3 separate regions of the Homo sapiens genome follow, and all the other regions are linked to region 2. A link is a contact called in ENCODE Hi-C or POLR2A ChIA-PET data. All regions are on one chromosome and are shown on one strand. The core of a region is the stretch at or near the end of the contact, and the rest is flanking DNA. Distances in the headings are between cores, read along the strand shown.

Region 1 (3,164 bases), core at 29-2,528, 1.1 Mb before region 2:
TAGAGACAGGGTTTCACCATATTGGCCAGGATGGTCTCAAACTCCTGACCTTAAGTGATCTGCCCACTTCAGCCTGCCAAAGTGCTGGGATTACAAGTGTGAACACAGGGCCTGGCCCCAGCTTAGTTCTTCTTGGAAGCAAGGAAACAAACAAACAAAATCAACCAAGGCAATAAATTCATAAGAGCAACAATTTGGGCTCAAGCCTTAGGGAAGAGCCATGTGTTCATTCCCTTATACTGCTGTAAATGAGGAGAGAGGGCACTTAGAGAACCTTCTATTGGCCGGGCGCGGTGGCTCACGCCTGTAATCCCAGCTACTCAGGAGGCTGAGGCAGGAGAATCGCTTGAACCCGGGAGGCAGAGGTTGCAGTGAGCCAAGATGGTGCCATTGCACTCCAGCCTGGGCGACAGAGTGAGACTCTTGTCTCAAAAAAAAAAAAAAAAAAAGGAACCTTCTGTTCTTAGCATTACTAGTGCCCTTCTATCACAGCTATTTTTGTTTCAAGGCAGTTCTGCATGTCTAGACCAGGTGCAAAACGGAGTGTGAGGGAAGTAGGAGTGGGTAGGAAGCAAGAAATATGGGTGCAAAGTCCTTCACCTTTCCTTGGGATACTAAAATCCCTACTCATCTAGGCACACTTCCTCAAACCACACTTCTGAATATTAGGTTTCCACTCTCCGTCTTTCAAGTTCCAACTTAACTGGCTCAGAGTCCAGCTGTTTTCCTTTAGCCTCTTAAGTTCATCACTCTCCTTCCTCTTCCTTATGGGAAAGGATCTCTTGATTCAGACCCCACAGTAATCTAGTCTCAGGAATAGTGAGCAACAACAATGGTGCGGTGAGGGCTTTCAGGGGATGGCAGCTAGCCCAGATTAAGAAATAAAGATGAAGTCTGGCTGGGTAAGGCATGCCACAGCAACGACTGTTCACCCATATCCCGATGCTGGCTTTGCCCAAGGAGCCCCTGGGCCCCGCAGCCCAGCCCGTCTCCTACGCAGCCAACTTGCCGCCTCAGTCCTTAAATTCCAGGCACAACCCTGGAGCTTGGGATTGTCACCTCAGTCCTCACTGTCTCATCCCCATTCACGGCTCCCGCCTCCGCCGCCCACAGCCCCCACACCTGCCCCCGCCCTGACTCCAGCTCCAGCGCCCGGCCGCCGGTGCTGCAGCCGCTGCCATGGTGATGGGTCTCGCGAGAACTGCCGCTAGCTACCGCGCAGCTATCGCGCGATCGGGGAGGTGGGAAGTATCCCGGGCTGGGGGTGGGGGTACGCCGCACAGCTCCAGTCGCCGTCGCGGCTTCCGGTGCTAGGTGGAGGGAAGGAAGGAGGGAGCCGGGGAGTGGGCCAGGGCAGCAGCCGGGCTGAAGTCGGCTTGGGGAGCCAGAGGGAGCGGAGCGGAACCTGCGGGGCAGAGGCGGCGGCCGCAGCGGCGCAGCTGATAGCAGGAACAGGTGAGAGGCTGGGAAGGGAAGGCGGGTCCCGGTAGAGAAGAGGCTCGGTCAGGGTGAGGGCTGAGGAGATAGAGCGCCTCCCGGGCCCCGCCCGGCACTGCTTGGCGTGGGGCGGTGGGATTCTTCCCACCCGAGAGCTCAGAGAGGGTGCGTCGGGCCAGCTTCACGCCTGCCCCCGCATTTGAAGGACGCAGAGCTGGGGTGGGGGTGGGGGGCGCACACGGATTTGTCCTCCGCCTCGCTCAAGGGGGCGACCTGGGCTGCAGTTAGGTTGTCGCCTGCAGGAGGTGTGCTGTTGAGGGAGAGGAAAACCGTCCGAGGAGAGGTGATGAGGGGGCGGTGATGGCTGTTTGTATCTTTTCTGTTAAAGGGCTAGGGAATGCTGCTTTCTTCTACTCCCTCTCCCTCCCCCACCTTAGCAATAGGAGACGGGAGAGAAGCCTTGCTGTGGTTACACCCCCTCCCCCATCATAGGGCAGGGGTGCGTAGGGGGGTTGGGGGTTAGCCAACAGGGCAGGCTGCTGGGGCACCACATGGGCGCTATTGTGGTAGAGGTTGCGCTTTCGAGTCTAGGGAACCGCAGGTTGGGAAGAGGGCAGCAAGTGGGGAGAGGGTGGAGAGGAGGCAGGAGAAGGAGGAGGGGGATCTGATCTTCCTGGGAGAAGAGAGGTGGGGCCTTCCTCCCCAGGCGGAGCGGGGGCGGTCTCACAGGAGGAGGGAGCATCTTGTCACTGGCCCTCAGTTTGTGTCTTCCAATCCGCTTTCTTTCTTTAGGAAGTACCAGGATTCCCGGAACAGAAAATGGAGCCATTGCTTACGCGAATCGTTTGAGGGAAGGGGCGGGAGTTGGGGAGGTGGAGTTCCCTGTTAAAACGGGCCACTTGATTAGCAAAGTGGTAGCTGTTATTTTGGGGGAATTCCCGTCTTGATTGCATTAAGGCGGGTCTCCATCTTTCCAGGCCAGGAGGAATGTGGTGGTGGAGGTGGAGGATTGTGGTATGTGGTCAGGAGTGAGAAGAAATAGTAAGGCCGTCCCGGTGAGGGAGAAATGTAACCTAAAACCTGTCTCTGCTGTTGTTGGATTGGGTCACCCCTGGTCTATGGCATGAAAGTTTTATTGGGAGGAGATCTGCTGCAAGAGTCTGATTGCTTGGGTCAGTGCAACAGGACAGAATCTAGTCGCTGCATACCTCCTTCCCTGTCCTCAATCAGGTAGGTAGTAACAGTCTTTGCTGCTATTTTGTCTTGGGCTTGTTGTTGGGGTAGGTGTTTCCACTTGCCGTGACTTGGGACATGGGACAGTGTTATGGGACAGTGGATTATCATAGCCCATTGGACTTGAGTTTGAAAAACATGTCTGTAAAAGTTCATTCTAAGAAAGAAACTAATCCATTAAGGTTCAGCTTTTCACCGAATGAATGATTGACCTTGGATTCAGCCAGGAAAGGCTCCCATGTATCACATATTCACATGCGTCCTGTTTCCCAGCATAGAATTATTACCTTGCATAGTTAGAATTTTTATAGTTGTCTATCTTGCTTTTCCAAAGAGACTAGACGCTTTTCGACTGCAGGAACTGGATTTCGTCTCCTCTTCCACAATGCCCATGCAAACAGTAGGTACCCATGATGAATTTAGAATGTAAATAGATAGAACTCAACAAGCTTTCTAACTGTAGTTTAAGGAAAGGGCAAGAGATGGCTTGGCTG
Region 2 (3,252 bases), core at 132-2,631:
GGGAATAGAATCTATGGTTTGAAGTTCACCGCCAGCATGGCCAAGCCCTCCTAGGCCACTGTGGGCTCTTGCTTCCAATCAGACATGACTCCACCTCTGGGGCTGCCTCAATTTTTCCTTCTCTGGATTCTTGGGGTTTCTTAGGATTGCGGGAGATAGAATGGGGTCAGGGGAAGCTGCTCCTTGGTTTACAATGGTGGCGCCTCACGCTGCAGAGAGCCCAGTGTTCCTGCGTGGTGGACCTCTCCCCTTCCTAGGAGCAGCTCCAGATTGCTGGAGGCAGACACGGCTGACCGGCTAGCCCAGGAAGCACAATGGCGAGGTCCTTAGCCCCTGACCCCTGAATCTGACCTTCTCTCCAGCTAAAAGCGGAGGGAGAGGCAGGGAGGGCCACTGCCTAAAGCCGGCCCTGAGCTGAGTTTATTAGCTGAGGGAGGGCTGGAGGCGGCTGCATTCCGACTCACAGACTGGAACATTTCTGTGATCCGCTGTAATGCACTGGGGGACACTGGGCACATTGCTGAAGTTTGACTCATAGGGACCGGGAGGGGGAAAGAGGGGGGTTGTGGAGGGAGAGGAATGGGAGGAAGAGAGGAAGAGGAGAGGAGGGAAGGAAGTCCCTTGAGAAATTTCTTTAAAAAAAGAAAACTTTCAAAATCTGCACCACCCCCACACCCTTTTTCTTTTAATAGGAACAGGCTGGACCCTTCCGTTCCCCTCAGCAGGCATGGTGTGTGTGTGGGGGTGCCAGTGGGGGAGGGCTGGGCAGTGATTCAAATCAGATCCTGGAACTTTCCTGAGGCAAGTCGTGCTTATGTGTGTGTGTGTGTGGTGGGGGGTGTCCGTCTGGGATTCCTTGTATGGGACATGGGACACCACGCGTGTCCCACTGTGCCCGCGTGTGGCTGCGTGCTTGTGGGCTGTACGGGTATGTAGTGTGTGCACGGGGGTCCACCCCGAAGCCCCAGTGTGTGCTGTGTAAATGATTCTGCCCCTTGTAAACATGGATGCGTGCTCGTGTACGTTGTGTATGCGAGGGTGCGTGCGCCCAGGTAGCTGGGTTTCCGGGAATTGTGCACGGCTCGGAGCGCCTCGCGGCGGCTGGGGCTCGGAGCCGCGGCCGGCGTTCCGGGTTCGGCGCTGCCTCCCCGGCAGTGCGCCGCGCCCCGCCGCGATCTGGCCGCGCGCGGTGTCTGCGGCCCGCCTGTGCGCCGCGCGGTGCAGTGTCTGCCGGGGTGGTGTGTCCCAGGGCCGCGAGCGCCTGCCCCCTCCCTCCCCTCCCCCTTGGCCCGCTCTCAGACTCAGATAAAGCATTTCCTTCCATTGTCATCCTACCCGGCCGGCCGGGCTGCCAGGGCCCTCCCCCTCCCGGCCCCCTCCCTTCCTCTCGCCGTCTCACAGTCGCTCTGCAGCCTCCGGCGACTGGGGGGATGTGAGGCCGGCGCCCCAGCCCCCCGCCCCGCCATGAGCCCCCCGCTCTGAGGGCCCCGGCCCCTGGATGCACAGCCCCGGCGCTGGTGAGTACTGGGCGGCCGCCCCCCGCCCCGCCCTGCGCGCGGCACCCAGCGTCGCCCGCCCAGGCTCGGCCTCCGGCCCTGGCCCCGGCTCCGGCTCCGGCTCCGGCTCGGGCTCCCGCCAGCCCCGCGGGCCCAGCCCGGCTTGCGCCCCCCGACCGCGCCTGTCCCGCCCGGCTCCGCGGGGCTCTGGCAGGCTCCGGGTCGGAGCTGGTTCCGGGGGCCGGAGGGCTCGGGCCTCCCGCGGGGCGCCCACATCCGCCCGCCCCGGGGCAGCTACAGGCCCAAGGGAGGGAGTTGGAGGCCCCGGCCGCCGGTGTGCGGGCCCCACGTCCCATCACCCCTGTTCCCGGGGAGGACGAGCCGAGGGACCGGGGAGGGAGGGACGGCCGCGGTGGCCCGGCGAGGGGGCGGTGCTCCGGGGCGGAAGGTTTGGAAGCGCGAGGGCAAAGGGCAGGACCCACTGAGTTGGGGCTGGGCTTTGTGGGGCTGGACATCAGCGCCCCCATCCCGTGGAGCCGGGCAGGGCCCTACTCAGATCCTTCGGCGGGGAAAGAGGTCCCTTGGAGGGGTCTCTGGCTGGGAGGTTTCTCTGAGCATTGCCCCCCATCCTTGCTCACCCATCAGGGTGAAGAGACACCTGTGCCCTGGTGAGCTGTGGAGGTCAATGCCGGCAGCGGCGCGGGAAGCGGGGCGCCGCAGGCTGTGTGAGGGGTGGGGGACAGGATGTGCACCCCCCAGGCCTGGGGTCTGTTGGTGTTGGGGAGTGTGAGAGCAGGCGGCAAATTTGGCGGATGGGCTGGGTTCCCACGACCAGAGTTTCTAGGCCTGTGGGCCAGGAGAGAGCCCTCTGGGGCCCGCAGGCCACCCAGTGCCCCACCCCCATTGCTTCCCGCTGTGGCTGCCCGTTTGGGTCTGACCTCCCCAGCCACGGCTGCTCCTCACTCCTTCTCCCCGCTGGCTGTCTTGCGCACCCAAAGGCCTCCCCCTGCATCTGGACACTGGCTGTCTCGCTGCCAACGCTCCCTGCCCACTCCCCTAGGCAACATCTGCCTGAGGCCCAGCTCTGCCTGCCGCTTTCTAGGGTGAGAATGGGGCATCGGCCCTCAGCGGCCCTGCTGGGAGCTCAAGATCAACTTCTCAGCCTGTTCCCTGGACTTGCATCTGGACCTGTGGGACCTTCCTCAGGACCCCTATTCAGCTATAGGGCTGGCAGGAGACTGTGACTCAGGTCCCTGCCCTCCAATGAGACGCTTTGGCGGCCCTTTCCCCCTCCCAGGACTCCATAGGCTGCTAGGCTGCCGCTACCCATGGGTTATTAAGTCATTTTCTTCTTCTCTGCAGTCATTTCTGAGGGAAACTAAGGCACAGAGTAGTCCCAGTGAGTGGTACCCAGCCCAGTGAACCTAGACTGGAACCAGGTCTTGGACCTATTGGGACTGGTCCTCTGCCTTTAGTCCCCTGATGTCCCTCCTTGCCCAGCAGGGCCAGGCTCAGAGGCAAGCTCAGAGCTGCCTCCTGATGTTGCACCTGGAATGGTCCTGGTGCAGTGTTCTCCAGAGGCCTCTGTGTCCCTTATTCGGCGGGTGTCTCTGTGGCCACCGGGTCTTACAGTGGGTTTTGGGGCAGGGAAGTTTGCATGTCTAAGCTGTTCACTCCACTTTGACACTGAAGTTCAGTTTCCCCATCAGTAAAATGGGGAGAAAATTCCAAGCACACTTCTCAGAGCAGAGCAGAA
Region 3 (3,172 bases), core at 290-2,789, 1.4 Mb after region 2:
CCTTTCTCCTGAGAAAAAAAATGAGTTCTTAGGTCAAATATTTCAATAATCTACCCTTTAAGAAAAATGTAACACTGCCTTGGAATGCATGATTTCTTCATAAGACTTCCTTTTTACAATTGTGTGTGGCTTTCTACCCAAACTAACTTTAAACATCCCTCCACAATAAAATTCAGGAAGGCCACTTTAATAAAACGAGGGGGAAAATCCCACCAAAATGTAAACTTAATATTTCAACACAATTAAATTTATTAATAAAGAATTTCTATTGCATAGTGAACAAAGCATTGGATTTACCTGACAGTTTGGGGTCAAATTCCAGTTCCTCCTCTTAGAGAAGGAATGGCCTTGGGCGAGTTATCTAACTTCTCCAAGCATCAGTTTCCTCATTTGTAAAAGGTCAATAATGGGGTAAGAATAGCCCCTACCTCAGAGTTGATGAGAGAAATGAATATGCACACATTTACAAAGACCTTAAAGTAGTGCGTACCCTAAGCCTTATATGAAGATTATTATTCTTTCTAATTACAATAATTCTAATTGCAGAAATCTATGCGAAAACAATACACAGTTCTGGCCAAAAGAAGTTAAAACAAATGTGAAAAATAAGCGACATCCAGAAACTTCAGCAGCTCCCTTCTGTCCTATGCCTCAAGGTACCAGAGAGGGAAAAAGACCCCCAGGAGAGGCTGTGAGGAAACCTGAACTGCAAACCCACCACGATGTCTTCCTGGGAAAGGCAAGTTGGTAAAGAAAGATGTGAACTCTATTTCAGGGTAGTATGTTTTTTTCATTTGCTTCCAAGACTTTGATGGAATGACTTGAGAGGAAAAGTTCACAATTACTAGAAAGAACCTAAAAGGACATGAGAGATGAAACCGTTGCAGTATTTTTGAAATAAATGTTTTCCTGCAAGAGCAGAGTCATGGGCGGGGTGTCTGTGTAATATCTACTCAACACAGCCGAAGGGTAAGAGGAAATCTTGGTAAGCCGACTTCCAAGTCTTAATGGGGAACCATACGGAACCAACTGCACGCCAAATCCCACGCTCACCGAAGCTTCAGGGATTTTCTTGTGGGTCTGGGGGTTTAATCTGACAGCTCCTAGAGCCTTCAGGACTTCCCGGGCACAGATAATGGGCCGCGACTGCACCCCCGCGTCCCTCCTTGGGGCGCAGGCTTTCCACAGCTACAGTTCTCCACGTCAGCAGCCACGTACACAAGCGCCGGCAGCTGCCAACAGGGCGTGCCCGCTTCCAACCCTGCACTCTCCCAAGCAGGACATCCCTGCACCGCCCGGCGCGTTCGCGAAAACTCCGCGGGGCCTCGAGGCGTCCCGGGATTAGCCCTGACGCTGTAGGGCTCTCTAGGTTTTCCACGACGCAGGGGAGCGTAACTGGAGCGCACCCGACAGCCTCTCAGCTTGCCCAGGCTCGACTGGATGGGGCTTTGCTGGACCCCCGACCCGACCCCCACACACCCGGGCGGCGGGGCCCAGGTACCTGCCAACGCCTCCGCACCTCATCGTCCCCTCTGCTTCCCCTCCTCCCTCTCCCCGAACCCTTCCCCCCTCCTCCCCGCCTCCTCCCCGCCTCCTCTTCGCCTCCTCCTCCACCTTCTCCTCCCCCCGACCCCTGCTCCCACTCTTGGCTCCAAGTCCGCGCGCGGGCTGGGGAGGCGGTGCCGAATGAATCACCGTCACGTGGGTCGCGGGCGCGCAGAGGCGGGCTGCGCCCGGGCGGCTCTGGCGCTCGGAGCGTTAGTGGAAAATTTCCGGAGATCTACTGGGGCTGCGCGCCGCAGGCCCCGCCCGCCGCCTCCCCGCTCCTTCGTATCCCCACCTCCTTTTCCCCCTCCCTCCTCCTTTTCTCTCTTCCCCCGCCGTTTTCCGGTCGCAGCCGGGCCCCGACATTGCGGAGGTTCCTTTCTCTCCGGGGAGCGGCGCTGCGCACGCCCCGCCCGCTGCAGCGCCCCAGGCTGGCGCCGCCAGACCCCTTTGCCCTGGGGCCGCCAGCCCTCGCTTCCTTCGCGCGGCTCCAAGCCGCCACGCGGCCTTGCCCCCGACCTTGCGTGTAGCCTGCTGGTATCCTGAGAGGCCAGGAGCGGCGTCCTGGCGCCTCCGCCTTCGCCTCTGGGGCGCCGCACCCCCGCCACCTCCGTTCCGCATTGAGTGAGACCCCCCACATCTCCGGGCGGAATGTGAGACAAAGGGAGAAGACGGTGACGATGGGCGTCTTGTCTTCTCATTTAGAATTACTGCACCGCCGTTTAAACAAAGCACATGCAAGGCCAATTGTGTTTTACCCACTCCCACTTAACCACTGAGAAAATAAGCTATTTTCTCTATCCCATAACATTCTCCACTTCGTTTTCCCAACCACGAACAAAATTTATTCCTGAGACAGCAACTTTGAGGATTTCGTTGACCTCATCCATGTAGAAGTGACAAATGGTTACACAACAAAATTGTTTCACTCAAAGGGGGTTGTTGTGTACGTGGTTCACCTCAATAAAACACACATTTAACTGTTTCAGCAACTGTTTAGCCCTGGACTGTCGCCCGGGTTAATGTCGCTGAATGGGGTGGGGGGTTGAAAAGTGGCATTAGCGCCACGTGTCCCAAGACGAAGTGACATGGAACCGGAGGCAGGTGCCTTAATCAGTCACGAAGTGCCAACGATGTCAGTCAAAACAGTTGGGAGTTTTATTGAGTAAAGATCTCAGAACCAAGCCCATATATTAAATGGTTCCCATCTAAGAACCAGAATTGCAGGTGTGTTAATTTTAATAAATCGTTATTTCAGTATCTTAGCCCTGGGCAAAGAAAGATCCGGAAACTGACTGAAGGCCAGGAATGTAGGTTCATCGTGGCCTACGAGTGCTTTGGGTAGCACACCTTCTTTCAGTCACTGTCATTTCTCTTTAGACAAGAAGACCCCTAACAAGTATTAAAATAAAGGTATTTTTTAATGATCCTGTTTTGGAAAATTGTAAGGATCTGAAATTTTTAATTTTTTAAAACAATGGAGCACTTCAATAAAACTTCTATTTTCTTTACTAAGAATATACACAGCTTGTTTTTTAGCTTAATTCTTGATTGTTGCTGTGACCTTACCACATTCTGAATAACCTTAAGCATGTATATGAGAATCGTATCTGTGATTTTGCTTTCA

What was found. Hi-C counts contacts between places; a loop is a spot of excess contacts on that map. ChIA-PET counts read pairs that join two places held with the same protein, here RNA polymerase II (POLR2A). Pooled maps may share reads with other maps.
Region 1: a loop to region 2 is called in a map with no recorded cell type, with 4 times the contacts of the local background. The contact joins the promoter of ARF3 here to the promoter of HDAC7 in region 2. A Hi-C loop is called at or near these places in 1 of 37 single-sample maps with no recorded cell type and 2 of 50 pooled maps. POLR2A ChIA-PET finds 5 or more read pairs at or near these places in 1 of 52 experiments (OCI-LY7).
Region 3: a loop to region 2 is called in a map of sigmoid colon, with 4 times the contacts of the local background. The contact joins the promoter of SLC38A4-AS1 here to the promoter of HDAC7 in region 2. A Hi-C loop is called at or near these places in 8 of 168 maps with a recorded cell type or tissue (B cell, CD8-positive, alpha-beta T cell, aorta and 4 more), 10 of 37 single-sample maps with no recorded cell type and 23 of 50 pooled maps.

The regions. Positions count from the first base shown.
Region 1 is chr12:48,955,601-48,958,764 of GRCh38, reverse strand. ARF3 (ARF GTPase 3) reads left to right here and starts at 1,278. Exons shown (of 5, transcript NM_001659.3): 1 at 1,278-1,455. RefSeq lists enhancers at 1,951-2,030, 2,086-3,081.
Region 2 is chr12:47,818,032-47,821,283 of GRCh38, reverse strand. HDAC7 (histone deacetylase 7) reads left to right here and starts at 1,381. Exons shown (of 26, transcript NM_015401.5): 1 at 1,381-1,517. The coding sequence starts at 1,499. RefSeq lists enhancers at 1-540, 1,879-2,452, 3,170-3,252 and silencers at 1,091-1,430, 1,571-1,650, 1,661-1,970.
Region 3 is chr12:46,382,043-46,385,214 of GRCh38, reverse strand. It overlaps SLC38A4-AS1 (SLC38A4 antisense RNA 1), which reads right to left and starts at 1,539. Exons shown (of 4, transcript NR_125380.1): 1 at 1,520-1,539. RefSeq lists silencers at 1,534-1,603, 1,754-2,113 and an enhancer at 1,668-2,175.